Regions from separate parts of the Homo sapiens genome. Here region 2 is linked to region 1. The links are chromatin loops, found by intact Hi-C in ENCODE. Cell type or tissue: CD4-positive, alpha-beta T cell. All regions are shown on one strand.

Region 1 (8,000 bases):
CACTTTCCTCCCATCTCTCTCCCCATCTTCCCCCACATTTTAGGCTAAACTCAAATTTCCAGCACCAAGGTTCATCTGAGTGAGGACAGGGAGTCTGCTCTTATCTTTGTTCAATTCTGTAAGTTCCGTAGTCACAACTGGAATGGATATGCATCCTTTGTTTTAAAAACACATCCACAAGAAAGAAAACCTAAATCTTATTCTGAAAGCAGATGGGGCATCAGAAACATCAAACAAGTTAAAACCACAGGAATTAAATTATAAATTTTAAACTCCCTTTTATTGAAATATAAGTTTGTTTAGTATATTTACACCACACTTTATGCACATATATACAGAGAAGGTAAATTCTGTAAAATAAAATTTTTTCTTAATAAAAAATGAAAATCAAAACAAAATAAAGTGCATAAAACTGATTTTTTTTTTTCCTTCTGGTGAACATCATCGTTGTCAAAATTTTGGTCGGTTGCGAGAGGGAGGAAGAAATTCATTATTTGACTTAGTGCATACAGCTGACCCTGAATTTGTAGCCTTCAGGCCAAAATGACAAGAGGTCAGGAATGAGTCAGGCAAATTGTCAAGGTCTGCAGGGCTCCCCAGAGTCTGGAGGTCCTGCTCTCTTTGTCCTATCGCGAGCCGTCCCCCTGCTTGGAACAGTGATCTCACCATCGCGGCGCTGGAACAAAGGGAGAACACAGGAAGGGGGCTCCACCAGCCAATGTCACAGCCCTGCTCCGGGGCCACCAGCGCTCTGTTTGGTAGAAAATTGCAGAATTAGCTCAACGGCTCAAACGCAAGTTTTCCTTTTTCGGAAAGGGAATGAGGGGGGGCCCAAGAATGGGGTGCATCTCCCACAGGGACGGCCACTCGGGGGCCAAACCCCAGTAGCCAGTTTCTTCGGATCCAATCCCCGTGCTGGCACAGTAAAGAATCCTTTTATAAGCTGGGTGGAGAGAATGTTACACTTCTCGCCTCGGTGAGTTCGTCCTCCCAGAACTTTGAAAGGAAACAGCGTGGGATTGAAAGAAAGGGGCAGGTGGGTGAAAAGCTGAAGTTTTTAGACACCTTTGCGGGTGGGCGTTGGCCGGCTGGTCCCTGACAGTGGCAGAGGCGACCGCCCTTCCCCCCATCATCCATACCCCAGCCCCAGATCTCTCTCTTTTCCTCCCGGTGACACTAAGTCCCAGACCGGCGGCCGTACTTGGCCTTACAGTGCAAAATGTGCTTGGCGAGGAAGTCGAGGCGGCGCTGTAGCAGCTGAGCGTGGGGGTCTGCAAGGGCGGCCAGCTCGGGGAAGCGAGGCTCGTGGCGCCGGTAGAGGCGCAGCAGCCGGGCCGCGGCGTCCTGTCCGCGGTGCAGCTCCAGGACGCGCCGCGCGGTCCGCTCGCGGAACACGCACACTGACTGCAACAGCGGCTCGTTATACTTGTCCCACATGCCTGCTACCCGGTAGCCGTGCACCAAGCCCGCCTCATTGTCCAGAAAGACCAGCGCCCCGCCCGGACCGCGGTGCAGGTTGCTGGTGGCACGCTGCATGACGCGCGGGTCCCACTGCAGGCTGAAGAGGTTGCTTACGAGCCGGTCGAAGTTGGCCGTCAGGTAGTCGAAAAGGATTAAGTCGGTCCATTGTACTAGGTCCACCAGCTCCGCCTGGCTGAGGTTGGCCAGCTCACCCCCGGCATCCCGGAGGGGGCGCAGACGGCCGTCCTCCGAGCGCCAGGGCGCGGGCACCACCACGTCCGTGAGGTTGGGCAGCCAGCGTGTCAGGCTCACCACGCTGCCCTCGGTCCAGTGCGCAGCGCGCAGCTCCTCCTGCACCTGCGCCCACTGCGCGCCCCGAGCCTCCACCCGAGCCAGTGCCAGCGGCGGCACGTGGCGCTGGAGGCCCAGCAGGCGCGCCAGATAGTAAGACAGGGCCTCGCCCTGAATCTGCTCCGGGTTGATGCCGTAGCGCACGCAGGCGCGGGTGCCGTCGGCAAAACGGGCCAGTCGGTTGGAGCTGCGCCCGCAACCCCCGCGCTCCAGGGCCACCATCCGGGCGCCGCGAGCCGCCTCCAGCCACGCCGCCGCCTGGGCCTCCGAAAAGCCCGGGGGCACCTGCTCCTCCAGGCCGCGGCTCCAGAAGACGCCCCCGTGCACCGCGGCGCTCTCCTCCGGCCGGGGCTGCCTGGCTGACACGTGCCACCTGGGCTCGCTCCGGGACTGCCGGGGCGGGCCGTCCGCGCCGGCCGCCAGGGTGAGCAGCGCCCGGAAAGTTTTCAGGGAGCCGCCGCGGGCGTCCCACGCCAGGGGCGGGGGCAGAGGGAAGCGAGGCGCGGGCGCGGGGCCGCCGCTCCGGGCCGGGCGCCGTGGGAGTCGGTCTTCGGGCGGCCGGGAGGCGGGCAGCTCGGTCCGCGGCGGCAGGAGCCCTCCCCACAGCGCCAGCAGCGAGCCCAGCGCCAGCAGCCAGAGCCCCGCGGTGGCGGCGGCGCCCCGCATCCTCCTGCCCATGCTCCCGCGGCTGTGCCGGTGCGCCGCCGCCGCTTCAAGCCGAGCCCAGGCACCCGGGTCCCGGCGGCGAGGCGGGCCCGGCAGTTTGTGGGCTCCGGGGCTTCGGGCGCTTCGGCCCCATCGCGGCCGCGGGGCGCTGCGGGGCTCTGTCCGGCGCTCCGCCCGGCGCTGGGAACTCGAGTCCCCGCCGCTTCCCAGCTGCTTTTGTATTTCGCTGTGAGACCCTCCGGTGGGCGCGATTCACAGGCGCCCGGACCACGTGGGAGCCAGGGGGATCCCCCTCCCCCTCCTCCGCCTCCGCTCCCCGCCCCCCGCTCCCCCGCCCCCTTCCTCTCCTCTTCCACTTAAAGCGGCGATGGCTCCTTCCGAGAGGGAGAGGCGGCCCCACACTCGGTCCGGGACTTGGGGGCCTGGAGGAAGCCGGACTGGCTGCGCCCGCGCCGGGGCGTAGGAGGGGGTGGCGCAGAGCCGGAGTCTGGGGCCTGGCGGGAGGGACGCGCCCTGGGCCCTCGCGGGGGTGTCTTGGTCGCCGGGTCCCTTTGCCTAGGCAGCGCGGGTCTCCTGCAAACTTCAGACAGATTTCCACCTCTTTCCGAGCTCCGCCAGGCTAGGATCAGGCAGGGTCCCTTTGCTTTCTCAGTTTCTGTCTGGGTGATTCACGCTGCTTTATGTAAATCTCTGGGAATGTCTCCGAGCCACAGAGGATGTGATTCCAGCGGAAAGAGGAACCCGCTGTAGCCAACAACTTTGAACCGACACTCCCTTTTCCGAGCTCGCACATCAGCACCAATCAGTATTGGCCGCTCTGCCTTTCCCAACGGACTCCCAGGGAATGAAGCCTCGCTGTGCACGTGCCCCTTGAACACCTAGGCCATCTCCCATTCATTCATGCATCCATTCAACACAGCGACTGCCCCTCAGTTCTGGTTCTGCTTACCAGAAGCAAAATCCACAGATCCGGGTCCCAGTGCTGCTGAAATTTACATTCCAGTGGGACTCTCAGGTTGCTAAGAGAGATTATAGCCATCCAACCTCGTGTTGGGGAGAGGGGAGTCAGGGACGACTTTTCGAAAGAAATGATACCGTTTTGTCCATGAGGAAACTGAGGCACAGAGAAGGGATGGGTGTTGCTCAGGATTGCACAATTAGCAAGGGGCGAAGCTAAAAGTCAAACTCAGGTCTCCTGGCCGCATGCACTTGATTTTCCCTCCATTAAGAAAGATCAGTATTTTTTTTTTAATCAAGTCAGCATTCTCAAGTTTGAAATTCACTGTCATTTGACCACTTTGTTCCCCAAATGTGATTTTTCAATTAAAAGGATTTTTCAAATGGAAAGGAAAAAAACCTCAATCCCATACTGCATTTGATTTACTGCTTTTACGATTTAAGGGAAAAAGAAATGGTGGTGGTGGTGGGGGAGGGAGGTGGTGAAGGAGCAAAGAAAACAAAATGAACAACCTCTTCACCCCAACACATCTTCCAGCCACCTCTGGGTTACATTTACCAGGAAAACTTGGATGCCAGTCGGCCCTCCCTTACCTCTCTGTATCAGAATGAGTCCCAGATCCACACTGAGATTCCCAGGGTAGACACAAGATCAGGGGCATGGTGGAATCCACCTCTCAAAGGCCAGAGTTTGAAATCTGTTTCCTTACATGGTGTGTATCTTTTCTCTCCTTTCATCTTCCCATCAGGTGCACATGGGGGTTTTCAACTGGACTACCTCATCAGTTGGCACTGATTATGTTTTATTCTCCAAAGAAAAAACGTTCTAGGGTGATAGAGCGTTCCAGGGTGATAAAGCAGACACTCTTATGTTTATGGCTGAGCAGAGGCATCAAAAAACCACATTTGGAGTATTGCAGCACTGACCCAGGATACAGTCAAGTGTTTTCACTGGTGTGGTTAAGTACATACTGGATGAACTGTTGAATCTGTTCCCAACCACATGGTGGCTATACCATGCCATTTTATAACTCTTATCTGATAATGAGATTACTATGGCTCCCATATGGTTGCATCGAAATATATTAATCCATTCAAAGGTCTTATTTTTTTGGCCTATGTAAGCCCCTCCTCATCTTTCCCTAGCAGGCAGGGACTATGTCTTATTTTTTTATTTCTTATACCACCTAACATAGTATATTACACTAAATAAGCACTCAATAAATTTAATTTTTTTGTCTTTTGGTTTAACTTCTACTGGGATATATATGTATTTATTTGAAAGGCAGCCTCTTTCAGCGTGGGCAAACTATAAGCAAGATCGCCACCTAGTGGGCATAAGTAGAGTATCATCTAATTGGAGAAAAGTAGACATTTTTAACTGGATGATTAATTGTTGAAGTTAAATTCGGAAGACTATTAAATGTCTACTGTGTACCAAGCTATGTCCTAGGGGATATGGAGAAATCCAAAGTAGTTGGGGTCTCTGTCTTTTTGGCTGCTAACAAAAGCTGTAAGTAACTACCATTGTAAACTTCCTGGGGAGTCTGTCTTGTCCATTGTTTTATGGCTGCCTGGGCACAATGCCTGGCACTTAGTGTGTGTTCAACAACAATTTGCTGAATACATCGTTAGAATGCTAATGAGATGCAAGTAGCATGTATCAAGTTTTTTTAAATTAAATACCTTACTACTAAATAATGCAAAACAATTTTGTCCAACGGTTGTGAGTTATTGTTCAGCTGATTAAAGAATACAAAATAAGAACTTCCACTCATTTGAAAAAGAAAAAATATTGGTGAGGGTTTTGCATGATAGATGTGAGGGGAAGCACATGATTTTAATTCTGGGAGGGCTGGCTTCAAATCCAGAGACTAGAAATCCTGGAATCTCCTAACCATATTGCTGGTACTGATGAAAAAAACCCAGACTTAAATAAATTGACTAAGATCGTACACCTCATAAGATGGACTAATTTTATCATTGAGCAGCCCTTTGCCTATAGCCATAGGACTGAATGCATCATGTACCAGAACAGGATGCATTAATTTGTTAAACTTTAACAAATTAATTGAAATGCAGAAATACAGAAAACCAAAGGAACAAACACTGCCCCTTCCTCAAAGTGGAATGCAGTTTTGGAATGGTATTTGATTATTTGAGACAGGGTTTAAAAACATGCCTCTGTTTAGCTGTTAGATGAAAATACTCCCATTCTCCTTTATTTTCTGGACTGAGGACACTCCCCTGCCACCTGTGGCCAAACCACTTTGGCTCTGTGGGGTAGCATAGTTAATCACCTCAGTCACTTCTGCCCTCTGGCAGTTGCTTGGGGATGAGAAATCCATTTGCACTTTTATGACTTTCTTAATACTCCTTAGAATTTATCCCTGAGCCTGAACTTCCAATATCTTCAAACTTTTCCACAGTCCTGTTTGAAGAATGATCTGGTTCATGTAATGGTGCCTCCTGGGGGAAAGAGAGGAGGTGGAGTTGAGGGTTGGAAGCAGGGGAGGAGGCTTGGAATTGGAATATTTTCCAAGTCTGGCATTAGCACTTTCTGGCTTGTTCCTTGTTCTAGTTATTTACTTTCTGTGAGTTTCAGTTTCAGAACCTGAGAAATAAGTTAATAAATCCTTCCTAACTCACAGGGTTGTCATGCAGCTCAAGTGAAATATTAATAATAACCACAGCATCAGTGGCAGCAAACACTTATTGAACTCTTATTATGGGCTCGGTGTGGAGCTAAACCCTGCATGTGCTTTATCTCATGAAACCCCCCCAAAAGTATTATTATACCCACTTTACAGATGGGGAAGTGGAAGCTTAGCCAATCAGTGGAATGAGGTCATGCAGCAAGGAAGTGGCAGGGCTGCGATTCCAAAATGATGGGGACCAAACCTTTTGTAAATTATAAACTGCTAGGGAAATGTCAGGTGCAGAAATTATTACATTAAATCAAAATAGATTCAACTGAGATGAAATTTTGGTTTCATGTGTTCTCTGGGGTTTGTTCCCAAGTGAAATGGTTAAGAGTGTGAACTGTCAAGCCAGATTGTCTCATTAAAACCCAGTCCTGCCACTTACCAGGCATGTGACTTCGGGTAAGTTACTTAACCCCTTTGTGCCTCAGTGTATATATCTGTAAAATGCAATAAGAACAGTATTACTAGTATTACTAACAAAAATTATAACAATATACAATATCTCATGATTACTAGTAATAGGAACAAATCTTATAGATTATTGTGATGATTAAATTAGTGCTTATATTTAAAGTGCTTAAAAGAGCATCTAAGTGTTCACTATAGTATAGCTGTTGTTGTTCTTTTTCCTTTCTATTTCCTTTCTATTTCACTGTTTCAGTGCTCAGATGGGGATGTCTTCCTTCTCTTGTTGCTGTCCTCCACCAAGTCTCACTTGGTCTTGAGAGACCTAATACAAGTGGTGTTCCAGCTCAATGCACCTGCTTTATGCCTGAAATGGTGTCTTTCCTGATAATTTTGCAATATTTCTTCCCCATGGAGCTGGACCACCTGGCTTCTACCAAGGTTCCCAGTGTAACTCTTGTTAAATGCCCAGAGCCTCCAGCCAGCCTCGGGCAGACAGCTTCTGGCTTCCTCTCACTAGTCTGCCTCCTTCAATCCTGACCTTTTCTGGATCTCCTGAGTTATAAGCCCCTGGAAAAGACAGAGGCGTCCAAATGTACCCTTCCACGTGCTTCTACAAAAAGGAAGAGAGGGGACAAAAGATGTCAGAGATGAGTATAATATTCCATGGAAGTGGTATGACTCCTACATTGGCCACTACTCTTTGACCCTGGGGAGTTTTCTAACCCCCTGGGCTATAATTTTATTATGTATGTATCTCTGTTACGGACTGAATGTTTGTGTTCCTCCTTGCACCATAAATTAATATGTTGAGATCATAACTCCCAATATGGTGGCATTAGGAGGTAGGGCCTTTGGGAGGTGATCAAATCATGAGGGTAGAGCCCTCATAAATGAGATTAGTGTCCTTATAAAAGAGACCCCAGTAAGCTCTCCAGCTCTGTTTTCATCATGTGAGGACCCAGAAAGAATACCGCTGCCTATGAGCAAGGAAGAGTAGCCCCACTAGACACCCAGTCTTCTGGCACCTTGATCCTGGACCTCCCAACCTCTCTCTCTCTGTCTCTCTCTCTCTATATGTAGATAGATAGATAGATATCTCTATCTATCTATCTATCTATCTATCTATCTATCTATCTATCATCTATCTATCTATGTATCTATCTATATATTTTTTTTTGAGGCAGAGTCTTGCTCTATCACCCAGGCTGGAGTACAGTGGCACAATCTCGGCTCACTGCAACCTACACTGATTTTCTTGCCTCAGCCAATTTTCTTGCCTCAGCCTCTCGAGTAGCTGGGATTACAGGTGTGTGCCACCACAATTACGTCCGGCTAATTTTTTTTATTTTTAGTTTTATTTTTGGTAGAGATGGGGTTTCTCCATGTTGGCCAGGCAGGTCTCAAACTCCTGGCCTCAAATGATCCCCCCGCCTTGGCCTCTCAGAGTGCTGG
Region 2 (8,000 bases), 510 kb before region 1:
AAAAGAAGGTGGAAGCTCAGTTATCCCAAGTATCCACCAAACATCACTCTTCTTTTGCTGCACCTACAACAGTGAGGAAGAGGAGGGAAAGAGAGAGGGGAAACAGGGAAAATGGAGAAAAGAAGGGTGCTGAGAGTGGAGAACTGGGGACATAAGAGTAACCAGGAGAGAAACCTAGAGGCAGGGGAGCTGGAAGAAGTCATTAGTGTTTCACCCCCTTTAATACCCTCATGGTACCAGGCAGATGATACCTCCTGGTCCCCAGAGAGCCGGCAGCACCCACCACCAACTTGCCAATTCTGAGCTATTCTTCCTGCTGCAGATCAAAAGACAGACTTCCCAGCAAGAGGGGAGGTTCTCAAAAGCAAGTTAAACATAACTGCAACTGAATGAGCCCAAGAGGGAATGAATGATTCCATTTCTCAATGAGGTCCGTAACAGATGCCCAATGTGGCTGCAGCTACCTTCAGCTGAAAGGCTGGGCTCAGGCTTGCAAAAACTACACTGCTGCCTTCTCCATGAGATGTGAAGGGGGCCTACAAGAGTTCCCTCGAACAAAAATGCCATATCTCATTTCCCACACACCACTGTTAAGATGATATGTAAAATTCCCTCTCAAAGCTTGAGAGCTCTGGATGAAGAAACCACTTCCTTCAGACATGCAAATGCTGCAGACCCTATGGAGTGAGAATCTATGATTAAGCAGCCTAAGACATGACAGGAAAAATAAGATCAGGAAAACTCGATTTTTACAGGAACTGATAAAAGTGCTTATTAATATCATTAGTGCTTATTAATACCTAATGACAACAGACACTGCATATTAAGGAGACTATCAGTAACACTTTACACATCTTAAAATTGCAATCATTAGGAGTGTACAATGCATTTCAATGTATCCCCCTGCTTTCTGGAAGCTTCTCCGGATCTCCCTTTTCAGTTTCCATAAGATGCTGATGTTATGATTTTTGCCTTGTAGGAGGTAACTTGCAGACAAACAAGATTTTTTCCCCAGTGTCTGGTTGCCCATCCAAATGTCTGATGTCCTTCTGATTTTATCTCCATTCCTGTTATACTTGATCCAAAATTATCTGGGTCGCTATGCATGCATGTGTGTGTATGTGTGTGTATACATACATGTTATATATATATATACTTGGAAATCTGAAAGAGGGAAGAAGGAACAAAGCCAGATTTTTCTCAGCTTTCAGTTCTTTCAACTAGAACAGACATTTAAGAACCCACACCCAAGCAGAACTGGACCATTTTATCCTTCGATGTAGAAAATGGGCCGGGCGCGGTGGCTCATGCCTGTAATACCAACACTTTGGGAGGCTGAGGCAGGCGGATCACAAGGTCAGGAGATCAAGACCATCCTGGCTAACACGGTGAAACCCTGTTTCTACTAAAAATACAAAAACAAAATTAGCCAGGCGTGGTGGCAGGCGCCTGTGGTCCCAGCTACTCGGGAGGCTGAGGCAGGAGAATGGCGTGAACCCAGGAGGCGGAGCTTGCAGTGAGCTGAGACACAGCCTAGGTGACAGAGCAAGACTCCGTCTCAAAAAAAAAAAAAAAAAAGAAAAGAAAAAGAAAACGGACTTGGGCTGGGCATGGTGGCTCATGCCTGTAATCCTAGCACTTTGGGAGGCTGAGGCAGGAGGACTGCTTCAGCCCAGGAGTTTGAGACCAACCTGGAAAACAGAGCAAGACCTTGTCTCAGTTTTTTCCAAAAGAAAAGAAAAGAAAAGAAAAGAAAAGAAAAGAAAAGAAAGGAAAAGAAAATGGACTCAGGCTGGGCATGATGGCTGACACCTGTAATCCCAGCATTCTGGGAGGCTGAGACAGGAGGACTGCTTGAGCCCAGGAGTTCGAGACCAACCTGGACAACATAGCAAGGCCCCATCTCAACTAAAAAAAAGAAAAAAGAAAATGGACAAATGGACTTGGCCTTCTTAGGCCATAAGGAAGATGAATCATCACTGCAGGAGATGCCAGAAAATGCAAAAGGAGAGCTAAGTAAGTTTAAGTTTCCAGATAAAAGGTAAACAAAGGTAAAATTTAATGAGCACATACCATGGGCCAAACACTAGACAAGAGGCTGTTTTAATCAGTATCTCATTTATCCTCTCAAAATAAAAACCCCAAAACACTATAAAACTCATTCTATTATCCCCAAAAGGGGGGAACTGAGGCTGGGGAGAGGAAGTCACTTGCCCAGGGTCACGTGGCTGGGAAGCCACAGAGCTGAGGACCAAACTCAAACCTGCTGACTAACGTGGTGCTCTTCCCTCTGTATACACGGCCCCGCATGAGTACGTTACTTATGAGTGCGTTAAAACAAGCCAAAAACCCCACATGGGCTTAAACCGCTGCATTCACTTGACAAGCACTATGTAAGGTCCTCTCCTATCGGGACTGTAAGGCGCTCAAAAGTGATGTATGGATAGGAAGAAAAAACGCAACATCACCTGAAACCCGAATTAAAAATCCATGTGCTTCTGAGTCCTGAACAATTTCTCTATCACAAAATATTTACTGTGGCTTTGTGACCTTCGACAAACCACCCAACCTTTGTGTGCCCCAGTTTTCTCATCTATAAAACGGGGAAATAATGACACCTACTCCTTCTGGGTTGTTGTGTGATTTAACAAATTTTAAATATAAAGCACTAAGAACAGTGTTGGGCACACAGTCAACACTGTGTAAGTTTAGCCACGCTGCATTATTGCTCTTATTAGATAATCACACATCATTGAAGCATGTGTACACACACACACAGTCACACGTTTTCTTTTTCTCTTCTCTCACACAAAAACGGGTTATTGAGACACATTTTCCAACAAGAGACAGTGGACTTGGCAAAGGAGCCTCTTAATGCAGCCTCCTTTATTTTCCGTCTTCCGCTCTCCTTTATAAATAGGTTTGGCAAACTGATGCTTAATAGCTTAATATCGTGTTCATATTAATCTCACCCTGTCTGAACTTCAAAGGGACACACTGTTCTGACTGCTAATGAAATGAATTTTAGTTGTAAGTTTCCAAGGGATCAGAGCTGGAAAAAAAAAAAAATCCCAGCTGATTTAAAAAGACAAACATCTCCTTGGTGCTCTTTTAAAGCTATTTGGGTTTTACAGAGCCATCGCCCCAAGCAGGGGAAATCCAACAGCCTTAGCCTGGCCAGCACAAGGTCCCACAGACGCTAGATGGCACTAGAACATGCTCGAAACAAAGACCACCCAGCACCTAAGCTCCTCTGGTCCTTTGCCCAGCCCACCCCAGGCCCCAGGTGGGTTCAATGAGGCAAGATGTGTGATATAGACTATACAAACTGGAATAAACCATGCAAATGTTAGAAACTATAAATAGGAGTCAAGGAAGCAATATTACATGCTTGGACAAAATACACCCAGGTATTCTTTTCTGGATTTCAAAAGGCAAATCATCACAATAATTCAGTACTTAATGCTACTGAGCCATACACTTAAAAATGGCTAAGACAGTAGGTTTTCTGTTATGTATATTTCACCATAATTTTTTTAAAAGGCAAAGCATCCCCAATAATAGGAATAGTATAGTGTTTTCATTCCTAAGAAATAAATACAATAATGTAGTCAGTTACCATCTCTTACTCTGGTATAATGTATTCTAGCCCCAAAGCAACAAAAAAGTAGTTATTTTACAAACTGGCTCGTTCCAGGACACTGCCAGGCAGCTCATACCTCTGTTCATTTCGAAAACCTCACTTTATATAAATACCAACCTCCCTATCCTTGAGAAGGCTCCGAAGCAGGTTATTCTCATAGAGAGAAAGCTCTTATGCCCCAAACCAGCTTTGAGATGCGTCTGCTGCTGCCTGGAGCCTCACCATCTCCAATTCATTTGCGTGGAAAGGCAAGACAGCTCGTTTAAGCACAGATTACTGGTGGTGGGGTGAGAGCTGGGAGAACAGGGAAAGCCTCTCAAGGCATGAGCCTTACAGGCATGAGCCACTGTGCCCGGCCTAGAGTGGTTTTTCTGATGCCAATGTGGATAAATCTGCTCCTCTGGTTGGCCACCCTTTGAGCCAACTGCACAGCTCAGGTTGGATTCCAGCTGGAAGTCAGGTGAGGCATCCTGAGATGCCTGGTCTCACCTGGGTTGTGACGGGTACCAGGTAGAGGCTTCTGGCCACCAGCAGGGTTAGATAAAGACATTAGGATCCTGAGAATGGGAGGCAGTCCATGAAAGAGATAGTGCGCACTGGACTTGGACTGAGAGAGGCCTGGGGCTGAATTCCAGATTCCAGAGCTGGCTCCTTCCAGTAGAGTGAACCTGGGCAACTCTCTCAGCCTCAGCCTCTACCTACCACTGCCAAGTGGGGATGATGATAATAGCTCCTCAACCAGCTGCTGTGAGGACTACGTGGGCTGATCTGTAAGAAGGACCTAACATTAACATAGTGCCTTGATGAAGCCTGAATGACTCGCACAAAGCAGGCGCTCAGACCAGGGTTGAGGAGAACAGGGGAGCTGGAGGGGCTCGGAGTCATCACTATCTTAGCAGAAGTGGTTGCTGCTTTGTGGATAAAACTGGCGGCAGCTTGCCCCAGCCCTGCGAGTCATTCAGGCTTCATCTGGGCAAGGAAGCATTCCCTCCAGCCTTCTGCCCTCCAAACTTCCTTCCGAACCTTTTGATGGCCTCACGCTGTCCTGAGGATCAAGGCTGGGATCTTAATACTTTTTCTAAAATCCAGCCCCTTCCAGCCCCCGTGGACACATCCAGACAAGCCTCTGCACACTTCATTTGTGAGTTCTATCCCGTCAGCCCCATTCTCTTTACCTTATGCCCTCACAAATGCTGCTCCCTCCACCGGGAAGACTCTTCTCTTCAGGGTCTTATCACCCTTCAGGTCTCAGCCAAATGCCCCTTCCTCAGGGAAGCCCACCGTGCTACTATCGTGTCCTACACTTTTCCTTACACGAATCATCACACTTGAAATTGCCTGTTCAATGCCTGTCTCTCAACTCTTCAGTGAACTGTAAGCATAGGGTCTCAGCTGATAAAAGCTAGCCATTACTATTACTATCCATTCAACAAATATTGACTGAGCCCCTCCTGAGTTCCAGGCACCACTATGGGGGCTGAGGATACTGCAATGAACAACAAACAAAACACGGAAGTTCCCTCCTGGAGCTTTTATCTTACAGAGGGAGACTAGCAAACAACAAGAATGAATGTAAGGACAGTGTACACCCAGTGGTGATAAATACTACAGAGAAAAATATAGCAGGGAAGGGAAAAGATGCAGTTTGATAGAGGGTGGTCAGGGAAGGTCTCACTGAGCAAAGACCCAGAGGAGGTGGGTGGATTGGGGAGAGTGTTGGGGGTGGTGAACATTCCAGGCAGGTTTTAGGGCCAAGAAGGAGGCTTAGGGCAGATGTTTCAGCTGGGATGCCTCCTTCCACATTTTCTGACTGCCTCAGAGCAATGATCAATTGCATGGCCTCTCTATGCCCTAGGTAAGGGAATCCACGCAACAACCTAAGTCATGCCTGTGGCTCCCGGGAAGGGACCTGGCACAAAGGACGATTTATAAAATCTGAGTGCAGAACATCCCTTGGGGTCCCAGCAAGGTCGGATTTGATACTGGCTCACCTCCTCTGAAGGGACTCTGGGACAGGACCATTCCTAGTTCCTCGTTCAACTTTCATATTGGCCTTCTAGGTTGGCACAGGCTATTGGAGATGAAGGCTCTGGGGCTGATTTCACAGGGAATCCCAGACCACATACCTCTGCTCAATGTTCGAATCAGCAAAACACCAAGTCCTGCTTGCAGCAGCCTCTGCCATCGACAGTTGCAAGCCAAATCCTTTGGGTTTTGTTTTTGTTTTAGAAAGGACTTAGAAAAGGGCTAATAGTGTTCTTCTCAGAAGCAGGCAGAGAACAAATGCCATATGCTCTTCTAAATTAACCTTCCCACACAATGACCGGGACATTTCTATCTGGGAAGGTCTATTAAATCTCTCGAGCTGGAGGCAGGGGCTGGTTCCCTCATCATTATTCCTCTCTACTCCCCAAACATCAAATCTAGTATTGAGACCTGTACTTCTACTTCCCTGACATCTCTTGACTTTGTCCATTTCCCTCCATCTCACAGGGAAAGCCACCACCATCCCTCATGTAGACTACAAAGGTAGCATCCCAGCCAGTGTCTCTCTACTAACCTTGGCCTCTGCCCATCACTGTTCCACCGATGCTAGGGTGATTTTTCTTTTCTCTCTTTTTTTTTTTTTTCCTTGAGACACAGTCTCACTCTCTTACCCAGGCTGGAGTGCAGTAATGTGATCTCCACTCACTGCAACCTCAGCCTCCTGGGTTCAAGCGATTCTCCTGACTCAGCCACCTGAGTAGCTGAGACTACAGGTGCCTATCACCACACCAGGCTAATTTTTGTATTTTTAGTAGAGATGGGGTTTCACCATGTTGCCCAAGCTGGTCTTGAAGTCCCGACCTCAGGCAATCTACCCACTTCAGCCTCCCAAAGTGTTGGGATTACAGGCATGAATCACCGTGCCCAGCCTAGAGTGGTTTTTCTGATTAAAAACTGGATTGTAGTTCTGCCCTTTGGGCTCCCCACTGCTCTCGAGATAAAGTCCAATTTCCCAGGTGCACGGGCTTCTACAGTCCTTTATGATGGCACCCTCTGGCATCTCTACCCACGAGTCCCAGGGGGAGCATCTGTGCATGGTGGTTTGGTAAGCTTCACTTGTTGAAGCATCCAGCACAAGGCTGGGCAGAAGAAATTGCGGTTAAATGCGTGAGATGGACCAATATTCTCCAGCTAGCAGGAGGCAGAGGAGCTCCCTGTCCCTGGGCCAGACCCCTATGGGGAGGGTATTTATACAGATGCTGATTAATTGTTTGCCTACACACAGTATTACAAACAAACAGGGAATTAATTCTTCATCTTTCAGTTCCCATTCTAAGTTTAATTGCCTACATGTCATATACATATATATATATATATATGTAAAAACAACTCTGCCATCAATACGCAACAGTTGAGTTATGAACCTCCCGGCCACCTGATGCCTCAGATCAGTGAGTGTGGGGTAGCTCCTGCCTCCTCGGTGTACATCCACCAGGAGGAGGCTGCTTTGGGGAAACAGCTGGAGAAATTCCCAACATATATCTTTGGAAGGGCATTAAAACACCTCAACTGGTGGACCTTTGACCCAGGGAAAGTAAAGGCAAGTGCATATTTTGGGTACCTGCAGAAGAACAAAAAATACAATACTAGGTAATAAAACAGTGATTCAGAGCATGAGCTTTGGAATCAAATTCTTACAAGCTGTGTGATCTTGGGCAGGTCACTTAACCTCTCTGAGCCCTTACATCCTAAACTGATATGAAGCAGATTTGAGGAGCAAATGACATAACCTAAATAAAAAACTTAGCATGGTGGCTCAGACATGGTAAGAAGTCTACTCAGGTTAACTAACATTATAGCTTTACCTACTGTTACTTCTGATGTAGGAGCAAAAACTGTTGTCAAAGCCTCTGTATCACAACAATAAGACTAACCCAGCAGCATCAAGCATTTCTTGAGTACCTACTATGTTCCAATCCTGTTCTAAGAATTTCACAAATATTAATCACATCTTCCTAAAAATAACCTAACAGGCTAGTACCCCAATTTTACAGATGGTGAAACTGAGACAAAGTGAGATTTAAGGAACCAGCCAGGATTAAACAGCATGTACTATATAAATTCAAATATATAAGTGAAAAACACCTTCCTCTCAGTACTGTTTTATTGTGTAACTTTCACCATAAACTATTCATAATTGATAATCCTTCAAACCTCTGTTTAACCCCAATTCCATATGCAAATCTGTAGTTTTATTATATTAATATTTCATTATATAAACAATAAAGTAAAGACATTCCTTAAACCTGTATCTTTAGCTTCTAACAGTCATTTTTTTGCAGTCTTCTATATTAAGATTGCAAGATCAAGT

What was found. A loop is a pair of places that touch in the nucleus more often than their neighbours do. Peaks named below come from ENCODE experiments on the same cell type or tissue, not always from the same donor. Only the 100,000 strongest peaks of a DNase experiment are listed, where the experiment ranks them.
Region 2: it touches region 1 in a loop (12-fold over the local background); 79 of 110 quality-filtered maps call a loop at or near these places.

What each region holds. Positions count from the first base shown.
Region 1 is chr11:35,613,127-35,621,126 of GRCh38, reverse strand. It overlaps FJX1 (four-jointed box kinase 1), which reads right to left and starts at 2,667. Exons shown (of 1, transcript NM_014344.4): 1 at 262-2,667. The coding sequence starts at 2,490. The coding sequence ends at 1,177. RefSeq lists enhancers at 1,078-1,712, 1,713-2,347 and silencers at 1,920-2,189, 2,200-2,459, 2,480-2,549, 2,647-2,808, 2,630-2,959 and 1 more. In CD4-positive, alpha-beta T cell, CTCF peaks have their summits at 4,541 and 4,740 (motif pointing left); DNase peaks (open chromatin) are centred at 3,176 and 4,746; H3K4me3 peaks cover 385 bases; H3K27me3 peaks cover 2,557 bases.
Region 2 is chr11:36,127,126-36,135,125 of GRCh38, reverse strand. The region is part of intron 4 of LDLRAD3 (low density lipoprotein receptor class A domain containing 3); the gene reads right to left. Among named protein-coding and RNA genes, the nearest start is that of MIR3973, 120 kb to the right of the region's middle. In CD4-positive, alpha-beta T cell, no CTCF peak of the experiment used is centred here; no DNase peak of the experiment used is centred here; H3K27me3 peaks cover 621 bases.